Linked DNA regions of Homo sapiens: regions 1, 2 and 4 are each linked to region 3. The links are chromatin contacts, found by Hi-C in ENCODE. All regions are on one chromosome and are shown on one strand. The core of a region is the stretch at or near the end of the contact, and the rest is flanking DNA. Distances in the headings are between cores, read along the strand shown. Region 1 holds the start of SEPTIN7-DT (SEPTIN7 divergent transcript). Region 2 overlaps PKD1L1 (polycystin 1 like 1, transient receptor potential channel interacting). Region 3 has its middle 180 kb from the start of INHBA. Region 4 has its middle 8.7 kb from the start of LINC03013.

What was found. A loop is a pair of places that touch in the nucleus more often than their neighbours do. Pooled maps may share reads with other maps.
Region 1: a map with no recorded cell type shows a loop between it and region 3 (13-fold over the local background). The contact joins the promoter of SEPTIN7-DT here to the enhancer-like site in region 3. A Hi-C loop is called at or near these places in 2 of 37 single-sample maps with no recorded cell type and 5 of 50 pooled maps.
Region 2: a map with no recorded cell type shows a loop between it and region 3 (19-fold over the local background). The contact joins two enhancer-like sites. A Hi-C loop is called at or near these places in 4 of 37 single-sample maps with no recorded cell type and 3 of 50 pooled maps.
Region 4: a loop to region 3 is called in a map with no recorded cell type, with 28 times the contacts of the local background. The contact joins two enhancer-like sites. A Hi-C loop is called at or near these places in 7 of 37 single-sample maps with no recorded cell type and 6 of 50 pooled maps.

What each region holds. Positions count from the first base shown.
Region 1 is chr7:35,798,414-35,801,894 of GRCh38, reverse strand. SEPTIN7-DT (SEPTIN7 divergent transcript) reads left to right here and starts at 1,270. Exons shown (of 5, transcript NR_120512.1): 1 at 1,270-1,405. It overlaps SEPTIN7 (septin 7), which reads right to left and starts at 838. Exons shown (of 14, transcript NM_001788.6): 1 at 625-838. The coding sequence starts at 685. RefSeq lists silencers at 1-376, 407-646 and enhancers at 797-1,186, 801-1,424, 1,547-1,606.
Region 2 is chr7:47,937,628-47,941,293 of GRCh38, reverse strand. It overlaps PKD1L1 (polycystin 1 like 1, transient receptor potential channel interacting), which reads left to right. Exons shown (of 57, transcript NM_138295.5): 3 at 977-1,101. Among named protein-coding and RNA genes, the nearest start is that of PKD1L1, 9.0 kb to the left of the region's middle. RefSeq lists enhancers at 1-89, 1-105, 2,949-3,118, 3,569-3,648. Within about 2 kb of position 2,358, at least 4 of the 41 ENCODE cell types and tissues checked have a DNase peak (open chromatin) inside an H3K27ac peak, as active enhancers do.
Region 3 is chr7:41,880,366-41,884,000 of GRCh38, reverse strand. No RefSeq gene overlaps it. Among named protein-coding and RNA genes, the nearest start is that of INHBA, 180 kb to the right of the region's middle. RefSeq lists an enhancer at 2,013-2,562. Within about 2 kb of position 2,265, at least 12 of the 41 ENCODE cell types and tissues checked have a DNase peak (open chromatin) inside an H3K27ac peak, as active enhancers do.
Region 4 is chr7:35,723,388-35,726,821 of GRCh38, reverse strand. No RefSeq gene overlaps it. Among named protein-coding and RNA genes, the nearest start is that of LINC03013, 8.7 kb to the right of the region's middle. Within about 2 kb of position 1,346, at least 7 of the 41 ENCODE cell types and tissues checked have a DNase peak (open chromatin) inside an H3K27ac peak, as active enhancers do.

The sequences.
Region 1 (3,481 bases), core at 21-2,520, 6.1 Mb after region 3:
GAGGAGCGGGGAGGCGACGCGGTGACTGGAGCTGCGGCTGCAGCCGCCGCCGCCGCCTCCACCACAGCCTCAGCCTGGTGCATCCTTCTTCCTCCCTCCCCGCCGCCGCCCGCCCGGGTTGGCCCACACAGCACCCTCGCCCGAGCGTTCACACTCGTCCCCACCCTCCTAGCCAGGCCCACTGCCCCACGAGGGGACTTCTGCCGACGGGGATGCGGCCGGGGACAGGAGGAAGCGGGGCCGCGGAAGCCGGCGGGCCCGGGAGGAGACTGAGGAAAGGCGAAGGGACGGAGAGAAGCAAGGGCAGGGCTGAGACCACCACGCTCAGGCTGCTCCGGCCGCGGAGGCCGCGGCTCTGCGCCGGGGGCCAGCCCGCCGCGGCACAGGAAATGCCGCCGCCTCGGCTCTCCTCACGTTCAATTCAAACTGTCACCGCCGCCGCCTCCCCTCCCCCCGAGCCCGCCGCTGCCGCGCCCCGGGCCCGCAGTGGCCCCCATCCCGGCTCCCCTCGCCGCTGCCTCCGCCTCGCCTCAGGGCGTTCCCTAGCTCGGTCCAGCGGCCGCAGAGCTTCCCGGCATTCGGAGCCGCTGACCCCAAGTCGCGGCACCCGAAGCTGAGACTCACCCATGGTGCTGCTGTTGACGCTCCTCTCCTCAGCAGCAGCGGATCTCGCACTGACCGACATCCCCTCCCCCCCTCCGCGACCAGCCCCAGCGGAGCGCAGCCCGCCGATTCTCCAAAGGCGCCTACGCCGATTCCGCAGCGTAGCCGCCCGGCGTAGCTGCCTTGCTTACGCACGCTACAGCAGGCGGACTCCTCCACAGGCTCTCGCTCGACTCCCGCTCCCTCCTCCGTCCCCCGCCCCCTCAGACGAGGCTTCCGGGCCTAGCGGAGGCTGGCTTCCATCTCGCGAGATTACCGCCTCCCCAGCTCCGCCGCCTCGCTCCATTTCGAGCATGACTTCATTGGCGTCAGCAACGTTTTGCTGTTCGGGTTTAGCCGCCATGTTTAAGTTGGCCGGGTTTCGCACCACTGAGGTCATGGATACTCAGGCCTCTTTGCGTGTTTCTTCAACACTGCTTCTAAGGTTAACCGCGTTACATTTGTTGGAGAAAATCCTGGGAACGCTGAAAAGGACTAGTGGGTGGGGTGCGAGGGTGGGGTCTTGCCCGAATTAAAGATGGCCGCAGTCAGCTCTGCCCCGCGCAATTTCACGTCAAGTTTTGGAGCTGCGGGAGCCGGCCAGTTGGCCTCAGCGCCTCCTTACGGAATTGGCGTAAGGCAAAGAGGCGCGGCTGGAAGAACCAGACTGAGAAAGTGCCACAGGGCGGGGGCCGCATCCGCCCCTCGGCTTCTGGTTACTGACCCGACGGCTTTGTGAGTGAAAGTGAAGAGACACTTCGAGGCAGGTGTCTGTGCTCCCCATTCATCCCTGTTTCCGTGGCTATCTTGACTTTCGGGGTGAAAAGTGAGGTTAGGCCCTGTTTCCCCGACCCTTCCCTCGCGCCATCACACTCTAGTGGCCTGGCACAGCCCCAGAGGTCGGCCGCTGTAGCCCCCATTGCGGACTCGCCACATTCATATTGGCTCACCTTGTCGGTGCCCGGTTCGGTCCTCTTGGAGCTCACACTCCAGTTGAGGAAATGAATGGACACAGGAACTACTGGGTAACAAAATACTAATAAAGGGCTGCGATTGTGTGAGTTTCTACTGTAGCGATGAATGTCGCTGTCATTGGAACGTTCCCCAAGTGCCTTCTAGTGAAAGCCTTACTTCACTCGGAATAACCTGTGGTCTTTTCTTGAACGTGATGGCTCTCTTGGTTGTATTCTTCATGCACATGTGTTACTTTTCCTGTTTAACTACATGTTAAAGAAATGTGTATGTTCCTGTTTAACTGCATGTTTTAAAAAAGTATGTGTATTTTTAAGTTATAGGCACGTGCAAGAAAGTTCAGAGCAAAATAGCTTATATTAGTGAAACAATAAATGTCTACTAATAGGAGAATGGATGAATAAGTGTCATTGTTGAACAAATTGACATACAACACGAACCAAAAAATCAGTGAACTAAAGCTACCATTTTTCATATGGATAGAGTCATTAACCTAATATTGAGGAAGAAATGAAAAGACAGGTTGCGGAAAGATATATATGACATACCATAAATAAAAGTTTAATAATTACAAAAAAGTAAGATCAAACTAAAAATTGTATAAGGAAATGATAGATACCAAATTCAGAATACTGGTTGCTTCCAGAGATGAACAGAAGGGAATGTAACAAGAAGGGTTCATTTGTATCTATAACGTTTGTTTTCTACCAGAAATATCTTGAAAATGTGGCAAAACATTAAGCTAAGTAGAGGGCACATGGGTGTTCACTTGTAATTATTTCCTTTACTGTTCTATATACTTGAAATATTTCCAAGTAATTTTTTTTAAGAAAAGAAACTTATAGAAGCAACTTATTTTGTATCTTGATATATGCCATTTCGTAAGTCTACATTTTTACTGAACTGCTTATGAAGTCTGTTGCAACTTATCTGTTCAATCATTGTTTTAAGTTTCTGAAACTTCAAATGAACTTTTACTTTGGGAAATTTTGTTGAATTTCTATTTTTGAAAAAAAGCAGTGTACCAAGGAGGGTAAATGTATATAGCCTCCGGAGTCAGACTGCCTGAGTTCAAATCCCAGCTCTCCATTTATTAGGCTTGCAACCAAGAACAAGTTACTTAAACTTTCCTGTGATCCAGTTTCCTCATCTATAAACGGAGATAATACTTATCTAACAGGATTTTGATAAGAGTTAAATAGACTAATACATGAACACGGTGCTTAGTCAATGCTTAGTAAATATTACCTAAATATAGATTATTTTAAAATATAAAATTAAAGCAAATACTTATATTAATATAACCTAATAGTCTAAAGGAAGTAAATCTTTGCCTCCCATCTCTATTGATAATATTTCTTTGAGGAAGATCTCTTAATGGGTATGAAAGAGGTGAATTGTGTTATTTTGTGCTATGAAAATGGATAAATTCTTAATAGAAACTATATTAAATTCCTTGTCTGAAGTTTGTTCATGTTCACCCCACACTATGATAGCTTCACTACTTTTCATTGAAAATCACACAGAGTGGCCGGGCGCGGTGGCTCACGCCTGTAATCCCAGCACTTTGGGAGGCCGAGGCAGGCAGATCGCCTGAGGTCAGGAGTTCGAGACCAGCCTGGCTAACATGGTGAAACCCCGCATCTACTAAAAATACAAAAAATTAGCCGGGTGTGGTGGCGGTACCTGTAATTCCTGCTACTCGGGAGACTGAGGCAGGAGAATCACTTGAACCCAGGAGGCGGAGGTTACAGTGAGCCCAGATAGCACCACTGCACTCCAGCCTGGGCAACAAGAGCGAAATTCCGTCTCAAAAAAAAAAAAGAAAAAATTATACGGAGTGTTACAGGCAATGAAATAATGATAT
Region 2 (3,666 bases), core at 1,109-3,608, 6.1 Mb before region 3:
CTGAGCAAAGCTGGCCAGAATAACAGACTGGGGTTAAGAGAGCCCAGGCAGAAACAGGTTTCCTTACAGGGACTCGGGTCTGACAGAAAAGCAGCAGGGTGCTCCAGTCCCCTCTTCACCCGCCACCCCCACTTCCTTCCCCTCCTACCTGGGGATGAGAGGGGTGGGGGCTTCAGGGAAAGCAGCTCTTGCACCCAAGGCAGTCGCCTGGCTTCTTGCTGAGAGTGGCTCTGTGCAGGGCCAGGTCTAGCAGAAATATTTTCTTTTAACTTTTATTATGGACATTTTCAAACATCTGCATGAGTAGAGAGAATGGCATCACAAACACTCAAGGACCTGTCATCGCTGGCAACAGTTGTCAGCTGTGCGCAGATCCTATTCCAGATGCTCTCACAGACATGGGATGTGGCAGGGCCCTCAGCCTCCCAGCCGGGTGGACACTGGCTCCGCTCACTGCCCGGCCTTCAGCCCTCAGAGATGGGAGGAGTGAACGTCAGCCAGGTCCGTGCTACCATCAGGGCCAGATTGCCTGGGTGGGAACATCCTGCTTATAAACTTTGGAGTGTCTTTAATGGTCTTCCTGTTTGTCCAACAGCTCCCCAACCACTCCTTCCGACTGTGGTGTTGCCCCCTCTACTACACACCCCTGAGCAGGACCTTTGACCCTCATTATTTTATGACCAGACCACTGGGTGTTTCTGGAACAGGCATTCATTATCAGCGTGGCTGGTGGTTGTGCGTTTCCTCATATTGCTTAGTGTGGGCTACACCTAAGACATTGTTTAAGCAAGGAAATAGAAAGAAAACACACACAGCAGGACACGGCAGCCCAAGGACACGCATCTTCATGATCAGCCCGTTGTTAGGCCCAGGTGGCTTTGACCTTATGTATAACTTAGGGCTTCTCCAGCTTTATGTTCTCACCTTCCCAGCACATTGCAGTCTTCAGAATGTTTGCTTTTTTTTTTTTCTCTAGAGGTCTATGCTAATCATGTGCTTCTTATGAGTGATGGGAAGTGTGGCTGTCCTTGGTGTGCTCTGAATGGAAAGGCAGAAGACCGGGAATCACAGAGCCCATCCTCATCAGCTTCCAGGCAGAAGGTATTCCTGGATCTGGGGAAATTAGGCTTTTCTTCCTGAATACAGTACATGTACAGTACAGCTAAAAAGCACCTCCATGTTTCATCAGGAATTCATCAGGGATTGTTTTCCTATCATGTGTGTTTGTGCCAATGAAGCAAGTGTGACTTATAAAGCCTTAATTCAGCTCCAGAGCATAGTTCCACATATAAGAAGTGCAGGCAGGGCTAGCCCAGCCCAGAGGAGTAGGGGATAGCCCTCAGATGGGGAGTGAGGGGTAGCCCTCAGGTGGGGAGTGGGGGCTGCCCTGCAGGTGGGGAGTAGGGGCTGCCTCCCAGGTGGGAAGTAGGAGGGTAGCCCTCAGGTGGGGAGTGGGGGCTGCCCCTCAAGCGGGGAGTGGGGGCTATCCCCGGGGTGGGGAGTGGGTGCTGTCCCCCAGGTGGGGAGTGGGAGCTGCCCCGAGATGGCTCCAGCACAGACAAGGCTTCCAGCAGCCAAAGCACTGAAACCCTGCTTAACTTGCGCAGTGTGGGGAGCTCGTTGAAGACCCCTATTAATTAAGACTGGGCTACCTGGATGTTTGTGAATTCCCTTGCATCTGTTTATCAGAGTAGCTAACAGGGCTTGGGTCTGAAGGCCTGGGCAATGCCCTGGAGATGGAGGAGAAGCGTGAGAGGAGTGACTCTCACATCTGTGGGTGGGGTCCGAGAGAAGAGTGAAAACTTCTGAGTGAGACATGCTTTTCACCCAGAATAAGCATTGGTTCCAAAGGGACATGCACAGACAGCCCAGAGTTGTGCGTTTCTAGTTCAAATTTAAAGAAGCCAGTTCTCTTTGAAGCTCCCAGAACCTCTGCTGTCCTTGGCAAAGACTCTCCTGCAGTTCATTTTTCAGTATTCCTCATGCAGAGCAGCGTTATTAAACCACCCCCTCCGTAGCACATCCATCTGAGTTTATATTGAAATGAATTTGATCTCAACCCACAGTGTTTGTGTTTGGGAGCTTTTCTCTGCTCTGCCATCACTTTTGTCAGCGAAAGTTCAAGGAGGCATTTTTAGGTTCCCAAGGAAGGATATTTAGTAAGATGAGCGTCTGATGGTTCTGAGAACAGGAGGTTGGGGAGAGGTGTTTTAGAGGGGAGGTGATATTACCTGCGTTTCTCACATTACACAATGTAAATAGCCACATACAGTGACTTCCTTAGGCTTTTAGTGCCCTCACCTCCAAACACAAGGGGGCAAACAGACCTCATGCTTCTTGAACACTTGGTGCAGATCTGCTATGCAGAATCACCTAGGGAGCTTAAAAGTCAAAGAAACCAAACAAAACCATGCACAAGCCCTGCCTCTGAAGATTCTAACAGACATGCTGTGGCGTGGCTCAGGGTGATGGTGCTTCAACCCCACCCCACCCAGGTGACTCCAAGGTTCAGCCACCTGGGACCTCAGCTTTGGGCATAGATCGATGCCTTTAGGATTTGACCATCATGTCCCAAAGGGCTTGGTCCTGGTGAAATGTGCAATCAGGGGGCTCTCTGGTTTTGGTTGACTGGGAGACCCATTTCCAAGCTGCATTCTGGCCGCTCTGCTCTCTACAGCCCCAGTGGGCTCAGGCGAAGGTCACACAGGGCCATACACCAGCTCCTGGACGTGCTGGGCAGTTTGCTGATTGGGCATAGTTATAGGATAGTGTCTTGCAAAGCCCTGTGTCTCCCATGCTGCTCACTAGCACCATGCCTTTTAGGGGTTGTAGGTACATGCAGCTGTCTCAGCCCCTGGGTTTCACATCCTCAGGAAACTGCCAGGATCTACCCAGGTCCTGCTCTGGGAGGCCACAGAGGGGTTCCCTGTTCTCGTCACAGAAGAGGGGCAGGTGCCAGGCGTATGCACTCAGGCACGAGCTGGCATCTTTCAGCTCCCACTCTGGCCTTCTTGACACCTTCCTGTGTTGTTCTCCTGAAAGATGAAGCACCTGATGTCCTGTAGTTACAAATCTGTAAAAGGCCCACAGCACAGGGAGCGCACATCCCAGGGAGGGGCTGGGCCGTTGGTTAACCTATACTAACTTCTTAACTGGCTGGAACTACTTCTGGTAACAGCTCTCTCAAGAGCCAGAGTGAGGCCCTGGGCCCTCAGTCTGAGGGATGGTGGCTGCTTTTTGTAATCATGTCCACAGTGGGGCGTTGTCTCTGGACAGGCGTCCTGTGTAGGAAACAAGGTGGCCAGCTTCCCGTAGGCCAAAAGTGTCCCCCCTCCTCCTGTGCCGTGGGCACCTCCCTGCTTTCCTGGTGCCACCAGGATTGAGATTTTGTCACAAGGAGAGCTGCACAGGTCAATGCAAGGTCAACAGAGGCCTCATGACCAAGATGGGCTCCCAGCACCCCTCACCTGCCCTCCAATGCCCCCACCCCACCTAAGCTCTCAGTGTGCACAGGCCGAGCAAGCCCAGTGGCATTGTCTCTGAGTTCTCTCTTGGGCTCCATCTCACTTCCAGTCCAGCAGCCAGCCCGGCCACCCCATAGCCTCAGAGGTGTTCACCCTCTGCCTTCACTCCACAATCAAGACCTGCCATCCTCATAGCCCTCTG
Region 3 (3,635 bases), core at 1,016-3,515:
AGTAGGGGTAAAACCCAGACTGGAATTGAATTCTGTGTTCCTTGTAGATTTTATATCCCCCTCACCCCGCCCAGCCTCTGGGTTCCACAGGAGCTCTGGAATCACAGAAAGTCAGCAAACAAGATTCTATTTCTACCAAGGATCCACTGAGCTCCTTCTCCCTGTCCACAGACATTGCAAATGGATGTGCATACAGACCTCCCTGTTTGGCTTTTGTTCTAATTTCCTTGAAATAGTTAGAGATGATTTTGTGTGATTAACAAAGTTTATTTCTTTGGTAAAGGCAAGACCCATAGACCTCCTACTATTTTAAGCAAAATTAGCTTTCTTTCTTTGTAAAAAAGAAAGATAAAATATTGCCTATCATGTGTGTGGCCTGAACACAACCTTCAAAACATCTTAAAGGTTATCCATCAAGTTTCTTAAAAGGAAATATATTGGTCTTAATTATTCTTATCTTATTATATAATATGCTGTGGATTTATTTTTTAACCTATAATCTTATGCCAAAAGAGGCCATTTAGGTTTATTTTTATTTGTAGAGTGAAACAGAAACAAAATATACGGGCCTATGTTTGCTGTTTTAAATTCTACTCTCTATTACTTTTCCTTTCAACTTGGAAAGGAATTTTGTGCTACAGGACGTTTGGCCCAGGGTCAGCGGCGCTCCCTGCAGGCCGGTGGGGATGGCCTGAGAGAATTCTGGGCCAGCAGGCGGCCATATATTTCTTCCATAATCCTGTATGCGCGGGCAAAGTATCAGGCAAAGGTATAAATAAAACGTTCTGACTCCACATATGGTATTTTGGGTTTACAAATCCTTCATAAACTTTTTCCATTCCTATCAGCAGTTTTATTCATTATGGGACATCCAGCAACTCTCCTTTCGGGATTATTTGAGAAGCAGTAAAGGCTTCCTGTGAAAGGAGCACGTTAGCTGTAAGATTTGTGCAAAGATCGAGTGCCTGGCGGGGAGTAATCCCTAGACTGCGGATCTCAAATGTTTGGTGGGGTTTCCCCTACTGCTGGCTTTCATGTTCTCAGGGCATCATTACTGCGGTGGTGCAGCCGTAATGATGGGAAAGTGCCTGCTTTCTCTTTTCCCCCAGGGCCCCAGGGTCATATCTATGGGCTGGCAGACATGTTTTCTCCTTTCTCTTTCCTGTTTGCATTCACCTTGTGATTTTACTGATTTGGGGGTTCAGAGTGGGAAATCAGGCCAAAAATATATACATTCGAGATTTAAAAACTGAGTTATATCCAGCTTCCCCTTGCAATTTGAAATTATACTCCTCTTTCCATCTCTGTGTAAGTATGGGTTTTGACCAGTTTACGGAAAAAGTATATATTGGATCAAAAAGAGGCAATAGTTGGGTGTGACCTGGGAGCCAAAGTATCTAGACACATCTTAATGGGTGGCCTCATTCGTAAGAACAAAGAGAAAGATCCCTTGCTGACTGAGTAGAGGAGAAACAGACATCCTCTGGAGCTGAGGCTGGCAGGGGACGCTACAGCGAGCCGGCCAGTATGAGTTCACAGCCCAGGTCACACACCCTCCCCTCTGCTTGGCAGCAAGCACTATGCCTGGCACAAGTTATTAAGTGTTGTTCAATGTTTTGGATAAATTAAGAGGGGCAAGTGCCAGACTAGATGGTGCCACATTTTTAACTCTGTCCTCTTCCAAACTGTAATCATCTTGGTTCCACCTGCTAATTACCATTCGAATGTATCCCTTCCACTACAATGGCATTGCCTCGCCTCTGATCCTTGGCTTCTACAGCTATTTACTATTACTCCAGATTGGGGTCCTCAGCTGCAGTCAGACCACCAGATAGATCTGTGAGTCCTCAGAGAAAGATCTACCTGTTAGCTAATAAACTAATAAACTTCAGCTCAGGGCCTCACTTGCACGGTCCCTTACAAGAGCTGGGGGAAGACCTTGCAATGTGTTCACATGGTCATATATTTTTGTAAAATGTATTAAAAGTGAGCTATATTTAGCCATAATTGGTTAAGACTGCTTCCCCTTTCTGTTTCGACTTCCCCTCTGTGCACCTACTGTTAGGGTGTCAGCGTCGTCACCAGCACTTTGGGGCCCCAGCTAAAAGGAAGTTGAGTTGCGAATATATTTAGTTTGGGTTCAGTAGGGGATATTTTTGTGGTTGGTAGTTGTTTCTGAATGCAGTTAAGTTATTACTAGTCATCCTGGTGTAGGAACGGCTTCTAGGAATACTCCTACGGCCCCCTGCACTGACGCACCCAGCCTCGTGACAGGAAGTGGAGGGTCAAACGTCATCTGGTGATATGAATTTGTCCTGCAGCATCTGACACCAGACGTTTATGCAGAATCAAGGAGAAGCAAAGTTTGAAATATACAAAGCAGGAAGCTGGTCTCTGGAAAATTCTTCCAAAGTCAGATATGTAAAATCGTAAGCAGAGGACTTTGTTTTCAATGACAGCTAGTCAAAACAGAAGTTGTCTCCTTTCAGGAATATAGCACGCCATGCTGTGTATACAATTATACAGGCCTCATACATTTTCCTTTCCTCCTTGATGAGAATTCTGCAAAAGAGATTTATTGGAATTCTCATGTTTTAACCTATGGTTGTGGTATTTATCATCATTCTAAAGTTCTATTTTTTTTGAGGTTTATCTTCTCATTCTAAATAACTGTTCAGTTTTATACCTAATTATATATTCTTGGTTTTGAATTTTTTTGCTTAAGAAGGGCTCCTCAAATTGTATAACATCAGGTTCCAGAAGATCTGTGTAAGCCACTGACTGTCCCTGGGGTTGTAGTCAGCCTGGTCTTCTCTTTTTTCTAAATTGAGACGGAGTTTCACTCTTGTTGCCCAGGCTAGAGTGCAGTGGCTCTATCTCGGCTCACTGCAACATCTGCCTCCCAGGTTCAAGTGATTCTCCTGCCTCAGCTTTCCAGATAGCTGGGATTACAGGCATCCACCATCACACCCGCTAATTTTTTGTATTTTTAGTAGAGACAGGGTTTCACCATGTTGGCCAGGCTGGTCTCAAACTCCTGACCTCAGGTGATCCACCTGCCTTGGCCTTCCAAAGTGCTGGGATTACAGGCATGAACCATTACGCCTGGCCAGGCTGGTCTTCTTAAAGCAGAAGGCTAGTAGGTGACGGCCCCCTAATTGGAATACTTTGACAACCTTTATCCTTCATAAACTGACATCCACTGCCCTCCTCCTACCTTTCTCATGCTATAGACCAGCCATGTGCACACTGACAGCTCCTGGGACACACAGCTTCATTGTTCGCCCCTCACCTCCTTTGACCATGTGGATCCCTGTAATCCCAATGACTACTTCAGTATTTGTTAGATAATCTTCTGTTTGTCTTTCAAAATACAGCAAAGGCAGAAAATAATGCAGGTGAGGTGAAAACCTGCCAGCATTAGAGTTGGCATAGGGTAGACTGCAGGGCCATGAGTGTTCACAGCTGGCCTCCTTGAGCCAGCCTTTGTAGGCTTATAGGGCCTGGAGCTCAACCATCAGTGGGAAATCTGGCATATACCCCTGGTGCCTGGCCCCTTTCTTGACAAAGAGTGAGTGCCAAATCCGTGTTGTGAAAGGCATCCATGAGACATCCCACTGTGGGTCCACCACCTA
Region 4 (3,434 bases), core at 97-2,596, 6.2 Mb after region 3:
GGTCTGCTTTCTGCAGGGCCACATGGAAATCCTCAGTGTTGTCACAGCCCATCATGAAAGCAGTGCTGATTAAGCTCAAAACACAGTCCTGCCCTGTGCTGCCTGGTGGGGGTGAGGGAAAGCTGGTCCATTGGAAGTGTGTGAGATTCTGGGAGGAGTCTGTTAGGGCGGTTGCTGTGCTTCCCCCAGTGCCGGACCCACTGTCCATACCCCAGGTGACTCTCACCTAAGAAGAGGAAGCTAGTGCCATGCATCTTGTAGTGGCCTGCCAGCCCAGCCAGTCCTCAGGTTGTCAAAGCAGAGGGGGTTTTATGCACAAGCAGGGAAAATGGCCTCTCATCTCAGCACTGAGCTACACTTTGTCACCTGGGAGCTGAAGCAATGATGCTTGGAACTGAGAACCATAAAGGGTTTTTTGTGGACAGTTTCCCTGCTTTCTGGCTCTTATGCATCTAACCATTGGGGTCTAAAACCAAATCCAAAGAGCTAGGAAGGAAGAGAATCCATACCATCCTTCCAACCTCCTCCTCTTGGTTCTTAGCTCTCTCAGCAACACTTGGTTCTACTCCCCAGGTCACAAAGCAAAACTTCCCAACCATATCAACAGAGACAAACAGATACTCTTGTGTCTGTGAGAGTGTAGGTGTGCTGATGGGTGTCTACACTAACAGTCTACAATTAGGTTTGACTGGTCAAAATATATTTTATGTGCTACTTAATAGTTTTAATTCACTCTAATAACTGAAATATCTGGTTTTAAGTAGATTCTGAAGAGAAATGCTCCACATTACAGTGTCTTTCCCTAAAAGATAGAACCTACATACACATTGGCCGGGTGCGGTGGCTCACGCCTGTAATCCCAGCACTTTGGGAGGCCGAGGCGGGCAGATCACGAGGTCAGGAGATCGAGACCATCTTGACTAACACGGTGAAAACCCATCTCTACTAAAAATACAAAAAATTAGCCGGGCGTGGTGGCAGGCGCCTGTAATCCCAGCTACTCAGGAGGCTGAGGCAGGAGAATGGCATGAACCCGGGAGGCGGAGCTTGCAGTGAGCCGAGATAGCGCCACTGCAGTCCGGCCTGGGTGAAAGAGCAAGACTCCATCTCAAAAAATAAAAATAAAAATAGTAAAAATAAAAAAAAAATAAAAAAAGAACCTACATACACATTGATGTCATGTAATTCACAGGAGCTGCACAGGTGAGAACCTGTTTGTTGTGGGAAGAAGCAAGAGCTCCTCCCCACTTCCCGTGCAGGGCTGGGGTACGCAGCTGCTGTTTAAGAGCAAGGCCTGAGGTCTAGCAATGTTCTTGCCCATGTGAGGCCTGGTTTTGCCTCAAAGTAGAACTTCTGAAACAGAAAGTTTCCTTATCTCCCTGGCAGGACATGCGACAGATGTGCGGCTCGCATGTTCAGTGTCCCACTGCTCAAACCCCTAGGGGGAGCATGCAGACAGGTCGTGGGGAGCTCCGGACAACTGACATTTTTCTCAGTCTTTAGTAGAGTAGCATGCGGTGTTAAAGACGAGTCCTCGGTTCATCTTCCATCCATATTTCCAGACATAAGTTCTCCTTGAAAAGAAATGCTGAAACTTGTGGTTAAAAGGTACCCATGGAGCTCCGACCTCACAGCAGTGCCTAGGGTTGAGTATTTACAGCTCCTGAAGCCCCAGTGGGCATGTGTTACAGTGTGCTCTTTCAGTTTTGCCGTCTGCAGGCAACTTGTGTTAACCAGCTCAATTAGACCCTCTGCCGTATGACAAGGACAGAGGGCCTCTGTATCCTCAGTTCTTGCCCTAGCGTACCGGAAAGAATCGGATAACATGTAGGCTTGGAAGATCGGTGCAAGGTTTTATTGTGTGGTGGAGGTTGCTCTCAGCAAGGTGGATGGGGAGCCAGAAGGGGGATGGAGTGGGAAGGCGGTCTTCCCCTGGAGTCAGGCTGTCCAGCGGCTGGACTCTCCTCTGACTGCCCCGACCGAATTTTCTGCATCGTCTTGCCTCAATGGCCTGCTGTTGTCTGCTGGTGTCTGTCGGTGCGCTCTTCTGCTCCTCTGCTCCTCTCAACGTCCAACTGCTTGTGTCCACGCCCGCTAGGGTCTCAGGGTTTTTATGGGCACAGGATGGGGGTGTGGCAGGCCAGAGTGGTCTTGGAAAATGCAACATTTGGGCATGAAAACACGGGTGCCTGTTCTTACTTAGGTCCATGGGCACAAGCCTGAGGGTGGAGCCCTCGCCAGGAACCCCACCCTTGTCTACCCAGCACTTCCCTGGCCACCTCCTGTGTCACTTCTACTGTTTCCTGGTGAAAATAGTAACACTGAGAATGAGTTGGGGTGGAACATTGACCTCTCAAAACATTTATCATTTTCTCATGTAACAATGATGGTGTCATTTCCTGTTAGGGGCATTGGGGAATAAAAACACTTTTTAAAAAGTATAAAACATTCTCTTTGGAAATTTACAATAAAAAAAAAACACGATTCTTTAGTGAGTACTTATCCAGGCACTATTTAATTTACACTCAACATGGAGCCTATCAGTCAATCGTCATATAAGGTAGAAGCTACCATAGCTTCATTTTACGAATGAAGAAACTGAGGTGTAGACAAGTTGAGTAGCTCACTCAAGGACACAGCAGAGTCAAGATTCAGACCTGGATATCCCGATTCCGGGAGCTTTGCTCTTACCTGATGCACTCTTCCCCTCACCTTTAAGAATTTGAAGACTGTTGCCAGTCAGTTCATCAGATTCCCCTCAGTATGTATTTGAACACAGCACAATCTGTAAGTTGGTGTAAAAGCAGTCATTGACTGGCAAGAATTCTAAGGGTAATCTCATCAAATTACAATGCTCATCTTTCTGAGTAGAAATTTGGGTTTAAAGCTTTAAATTCTTAAAAAATAATACAGCCTCTAAAAAAACCCTACCACTGGTTATATTTATATCTACTTGTGTTATGATATAGAAACTTAGTTTCATAAGTAACTGCCAACATGTTTCCCAAAGTGGCTGTACCATTTTGCATTCCCACCAGCAATGAATGAGAATTCCTGTTGCTCCTCACCCTTGGCAGCATCTGGGGTTGTCATATTCTGGATTTTGGCCATTCCTATAGGTTTGTGTAGTGGTATCTCACTGTTGTTTTAATTGGCATTTTCCTGATGACATATGATGTGAAGCATCTTTTCATATGCTTATTTGCTATCTGCATATCTTCTTTGATGACATGTCTTGTCAAGATCTTTTGCCCACTGTTCAAATGAGTTGTTTTCTTATTGTTGAGTTTTAATAGTTTAAATGTAGAGAGAAATAGATGATGTTTGTTTACTAGAGTAATCAAGATATAATCATTTTAAGAGCTAGTTGATAGCAAATATAAGTTATTTGCTCTAAATTTGATAATATAGAAATCTATCTCTAATATAATAAT